2 separate regions of the Homo sapiens genome follow, and region 2 is linked to region 1. The links are chromatin loops, found by intact Hi-C in ENCODE. Cell type or tissue: MCF 10A. All regions are shown on one strand. Each heading gives the region's core, and the rest is flanking DNA. Links, peaks and the distances in the headings are about the cores only.

Region 1 (2,807 bases), core at 137-2,636:
TATCTCTTCCAACTTCATGTCATCCTCTGGGAATCTGATAAGTACAAGTTCTATATTATTACAAACATTGATAAAAATGTGGAGTGGGGTAGTGCTAAGACACACAGAATACCATGTGAAATCTCCCTCCCTATTTACATGGACTCTTTAACAAGCCCCATTTTGGTGACATTCTGTTGCCTAGGCTGTATCTTTCCACCTCTTCCAATAGGGGAACATAAAACGATCTTGTCAAATGCTTTGCAAAAGTCCAAATGCACCATGCCCACTGCATTTCCCTCATCAAGCTGGCAAATAAATGAATAATGCTGGCAAATGGAAGAATATAATTAGATTGGCAAGACTTGTTTTTAGCACACTGATGCCAAATGGTCATGATTTATCTTTCCAAGTGCTTATAAACAACTCCCTTAACTGACAGCTATATGCACTTACCTAGGACTGACAGCAATCTCACTGCTACACATCACGGAATATTTTTTCTCTTTCTATAAAGCAGAATTATATATATCTGTTTCTAAGCTCTGGCATCTTTATTCCCTTGATTCTGCAGAGATCATCTCCCTTAGTTTAGAGATCACATTTGCAAATTTTCTGTGTCAATTAAAAAAAATCATATCCTTTGATAAAACCCTATAGAGATGCATGAAACACTGGTGAAATTTAGGATGTGTATGACACAGGCTGTGAAGCAGACCAGAGTAGAAGACTCTGGAGACTATGGTCAATGTTAGGTTGCTGTCTCTTTAGTTGGATTTGGTATAGTGCTGCCTGGACACATAAGTGTGGTTTTGAGTAGTCATGACTTGAAGCTCTGTCAACCAGAGATTTCTGAAAAATTAGCTTCTAAATAATTTTTCTTCTCTCCTTCTGCCCATATTGCTCATCCCTGCCATCAGCACCTTCAGAGTACCAAAGTGCAAAATCTACTAACAATTGAGATAGGACTTACCCACTTGCCCAAGCCTGGATAGTCATGTTCCGGATCAAAGAGATGCTGGTGCAACTGGAACTCTCGACTGAACTCTGCAGTGTCAGGGGTGTTTTCTAGACATCCATCATCTGCTGCAAACAGCCAAAGGTTTTTGAGGAACGGCCAAGACATTCATCATTATTCTAAGAGTTAATTTATCAAAAACAACTAGGCAGCCAAAGGTCAGAATCTGTTCACATCAGTAGTAACTTAGAACACTAGCAGCCACCTTCCCTCTAGGATCCAGTTAGATAGGATTACTCATCTCAAACTCCCACTCCTGTGCAGAGACTCACTGGCTGTTCACCAAACCCACTTCCCTTTCCTCCTTAGCACCCAGCTAGACTAATTTCCCAGCCTTGCTTTGCAATCACGTGGAGTCATTTGCCTGAGTGGAGGCCAACAGAATGTGGGCACAAGTAATGTATTCCATTCCCAGGCCTGGAATTGAAATACATCACCTAAAAGCATAAAAACCTCTCATACCATGCTCCACTTCTCCTCATTCCCCACCCCCATCTCCTGGTCAGCTTGTTACATGTTGCCAGGGCAACTGTGGGGGTCAAGTGTAAAGATGGCAGTCTGGGGTGCCGAACCATCCACCGCACTACAGCCTCACGCGCCTCTGGCAGGACTTCACACGGGTGAAAAATAAACTTCTATTGCGTTGAGCCATACAATGTTTTTATTTGTTACAAGAGCAAGTGTTTCCTTAGGTAACATACTTCTGTTGCACATGACCCACTCTGTTTTCTCCTGAGCAAGCAGTTTAGAAACTACTTTGGCTTCTTGGAGAAAGTACATTACACAACAACAACAATCTCCACACAGCACTTGATGTTGTGTTTTATTGTGATAACAGCTTAAGCTTTGGAGTCAGACAAGAGCAGAGCTCAAGGATCAAATCCCAGCTCCTAAGATATAGATAGGCTTAGTTCCTTTGGAAAGTTAACTTGGTCTCTCCAAGTTTGTTCATGTATGTGTGAGATGCAAATAATCAAATACTTACCTACGGGATTGCTGTGAGGAATAGAGATGATTACATTTAGAACACCCGGCACATAATAGGTTTGCAATATGTTTTAGTTCCCTTCCCATTATCTCCCTTTGACTGACAGTTTATACTATGACTGCCCTTTGAAATCAAGCAAGTTTTCCATTGAAACCAAAGAAAGAAGGCTATCTCTCTCAGATGCTGCTTTTATGTAAATTCTATTATTACTAGGCATGATGCTCTAAAAATGAGTCATTTTTCCCATGTCTAATATATTTTAGACAACAGCAATAAAAAGGGGGACAGAGGAGGGATTGTGAATTTTGTGCAGGGTTAGGGGGAAGAAGGAGGGTCTCATTTGAAAGACATAATGAGACATCAAAGTCAATGCTGAAAGGGGGGCCATTTACAATTAGCCAGGTTGTCTAGTTCTTGACACTGCTCTTAAGCTTTCAGTACACAGTCTCTCAGCTCTTAGCAGTATACAGCTAGTGTGGAAGTCATCAGCATTCTGAACAAATCCCTAATGCGGCTCTCCACTTTTCAGTGAGCTATTTATCTAACTTACACAATATATAGCAATTAACATGTAGGAAAATATACCAATTCAAGAGAGTTCAGGCAATCTGCATATGGCACCTTTATAACCTTTCATAATTGTTTCTGGTGTACCTCTGAGTGGGCCCTGACTGAGATGCAGATAAAGCCTGCTCTGGGAACCGAAGGTGTCTCCGGGCTTAAAAATGTGCCCTAGAATTCACATCCTATCTCTGAGGCTGAGATGGACTCTTTGAGCTCTGCTGCTCTATCCAGGGTGAGTGGGCCATGATTCAGAGGACA
Region 2 (2,807 bases), core at 4-2,503, 170 kb before region 1:
TTGTGAGCTCCTGCTTTCCCACCCTCAGATCAAACATGGTCATAATGATATGGCCTTCAAAACTGTGATGCTCACATTAAAAGTTCCCATAAACATGGCAGGGATCCTATAATTAAAAGAAGGCACAGAGCAACTGATTAGATCCCAGGTATAGATCTTGTAGGTGGTCTTTTCATGCTGTTAAATTGGTCATTTGTATTTATAGCTTTGGCAGGGAGGGCTGGAACCTAAACTAGCTCTAATCCCAGCACTCTCCCACACTTGGCCTTATCTCATTCTCCGTTAATTTCGCTTGGCATCCATGAATGGAGCCAAATTCTGAATGATTCTGCATGAACCATTCTAGCCCTAGTCTATGAAACTATTTTCTAAGTTCCTTTGACCAGCTGAGATTAGAGATACTGTTTTTTTTGTTTTGTTTTGTTTTGTCTTGTTTTTTGAGACAGAGTCTTGCTCTGTCACCCAGGCTGTAGTGCAGTGGCGCGATCTTGGCTCACTGCAAGCTCTGCCTCCCGGGTTCACGCCATTCTCCTGCCTCAGCCTCCAAGTAGCTGGGACTACAGGCACCTGCCACCACGCCTGGCTAGATTAGAGATATTCTTAATATCAAAAATTGTTTTAGTTTACCTATGTAACAAACCTTCACATGTACCCCCAAACCTAAAATAAAAGTTAAAAAAAAGAACTATTTTCTAGTAAAAAATAGATAAATTTACCAGGTTTAAAATAAACAAAAGCAGTAATTCTGATTTTCAACATTGAATGCAAAAGGAATTATATAAATAGATGGGTATTCCATGACAGCTGGGACTGTGTCTGTTTTGTCCTGTTCACTCACTTGTCCCAACATCATATAGGCTCAGCCTGTCCCATGATAGGTGTTAATAAGTGTTTGTTGAATTTATGAACAAACAGCTTGAATTGTGTAATGTACCTAGAGGCTATTTTTTCCTCCTCCTTGGGTTTTCTGTTTAAATCCTTTCAGAATTGCTGAATCATCCCAGAATCTGAAGAGGTACATTTTTGGTCGATAATACATTTCTGTGGTCAGACCTCCTGGATATAGAATCATCTTTCTATGTTGGGCATATGCACGTAATCTATTCTTAGTAAATACTTTGGTCAGATTAGATTGACAAAGGCCATACTTAAATCTCTAAGTTGCAAAATAAGAGCAGGTTATTACATAATCTCTTCACTTCAACCCCCAGAAATAAAGAAACAAAACTATCTGAATCACCATATTCAACCACTAAGGTTACAGAGATCAGGAAAGGTCAGTAATCTGAACAATGTAACCTGTGAGGGAAATAATTCTGACGTCCTTTACAAAGCTTGTGGAAAGAAGAAGTATGGCTAGAGAACATGAACTCTGCCTGAGCCAAAATGGGTTCTTGTGTACTCCACTGCTACTCAAGAAAATACCGACAGGCGTGGTTCCAAAGATCATTAAATGGCCAAGAATTAAGATAATCTCTTGTGACTTCCGGATCACTTAAGTAACAGAACAGTAATCCTTGGAAGATGAAGAAAGCTATTTGGCTAGGCGCAGTGGCTTAAGCCTGTAATCCCTGCACTTTGGGAGGCCAAGGCAGGCGGATCACCTGAGGTCAGGAGTTTGAGACCAGCCTGGCCAACATGGCGAAACCCCATCTCTACTAAAAATACAAAAATTAGCCGGACATGGTGGTGTGCGCCTGTAATCCCAGCTGCTCTGGAGGCTGAGACAGGAGAATCGCTTGAACCCAGGAAGCAAAGGTTGCAGTGAGCTGAGATCATACCACTGCACTGCAGCCTGGGCCACAGTGAGACTCCTCCAAAAAAAAAATAAAGAAAAGAAAGCTATTTTATCACAGGTCTATTAGGTAGGCTTTTATCTAAAAGGGCTAGAGGGGATTTTTTTTCCCAGAAATTCCTGCAAAGAGCGTATGTTTTCCCCCGAAGTCGGTTTCTAATGACTATCCAGTAATGGAGTTGTGAAATTATGGTATTTCCATACATTGGAATACTAAGCATCTTTTTTAAAAAAAAAGTCTGTATGTATTGACCTGGAGGATCCCTAATGTATATGTTTAAGTGGATAAAAGCAAGGGTCAGAAGAGTAGTTATGTTATTATTAGGTATATTATTTTATCATTCAGATAAAAATGAAGCAAAAAATGAATACTACCTAACAGTGAGAACAAATAAGAATTAACCTAAGACTGGCCGGGCGCGGTGGCTCACGCCTATAATCACAGCACTTTGGGAGGCCGAGGCGGGCAGATCACGAGGTCAGGAGACCGAGACCATCCTGGCTAACACGATGAAACCCCGTGTCTACTAAAAATACAAAAAAAAAAAAAATTAGCTGAGCGTGGTGACAAGCGCCTGTAGTCCCAGCTACTCAACAGGCTGAGGCAGGAGAATGGCATGAACCCGGGAGGCAGAGCTTGCAGTGAGCCGAGATTGCGCCACTGCACTCCAGCATGGGTGACAGAGTGAGACTCTGTCTCTGAAAAAAAAAAAAAAAAAAAAAACAAAAGAGAACTAACCCAAGACTGATATTCAGCTGGTCCTCACCATAACACCCATACAGGTTGCCTGTTCTGCTAGTTAGTACCTATGTTATTGTTAAATATTTAGACTATTACTCCTAAAACTAATCAAACAGGTTCATTGCTGCAGCAGGTAGAAAATAGGCAGATGAGGTTCATAGGCGTATGCAGATTTGTTATAAATTTGGGTGTTTTAACCAGTGAGTACCTCTTAAAATAGTAAACAAATTTTTTTTGAAAAACAATTTTCTATAGTACTTCGCACTTCAC

The links. Peaks named below come from ENCODE experiments on the same cell type or tissue, not always from the same donor. Only the 100,000 strongest peaks of a DNase experiment are listed, where the experiment ranks them.
Region 2: it touches region 1 in a loop (17-fold over the local background); 2 of 110 quality-filtered maps call a loop at or near these places.

The regions. Positions count from the first base shown.
Region 1 is chr15:32,682,815-32,685,621 of GRCh38, reverse strand. ARHGAP11A-SCG5 (ARHGAP11A-SCG5 readthrough) reads right to left here. Exons shown (of 14, transcript NM_001368319.1): 12 at 953-1,062. SCG5 (secretogranin V) reads right to left here. Exons shown (of 6, transcript NM_001144757.3): 4 at 953-1,065. Among named protein-coding and RNA genes, the nearest start is that of SCG5-AS1, 11 kb to the right of the region's middle. In MCF 10A, for the core only: no CTCF peak of the experiment used is centred there; a DNase peak (open chromatin) is centred at 1,301.
Region 2 is chr15:32,848,690-32,851,496 of GRCh38, reverse strand. The region is part of intron 17 of FMN1 (formin 1); the gene reads left to right. Among named protein-coding and RNA genes, the nearest start is that of GREM1-AS1, 130 kb to the right of the region's middle. In MCF 10A, for the core only: no CTCF peak of the experiment used is centred there; a DNase peak (open chromatin) is centred at 1,136.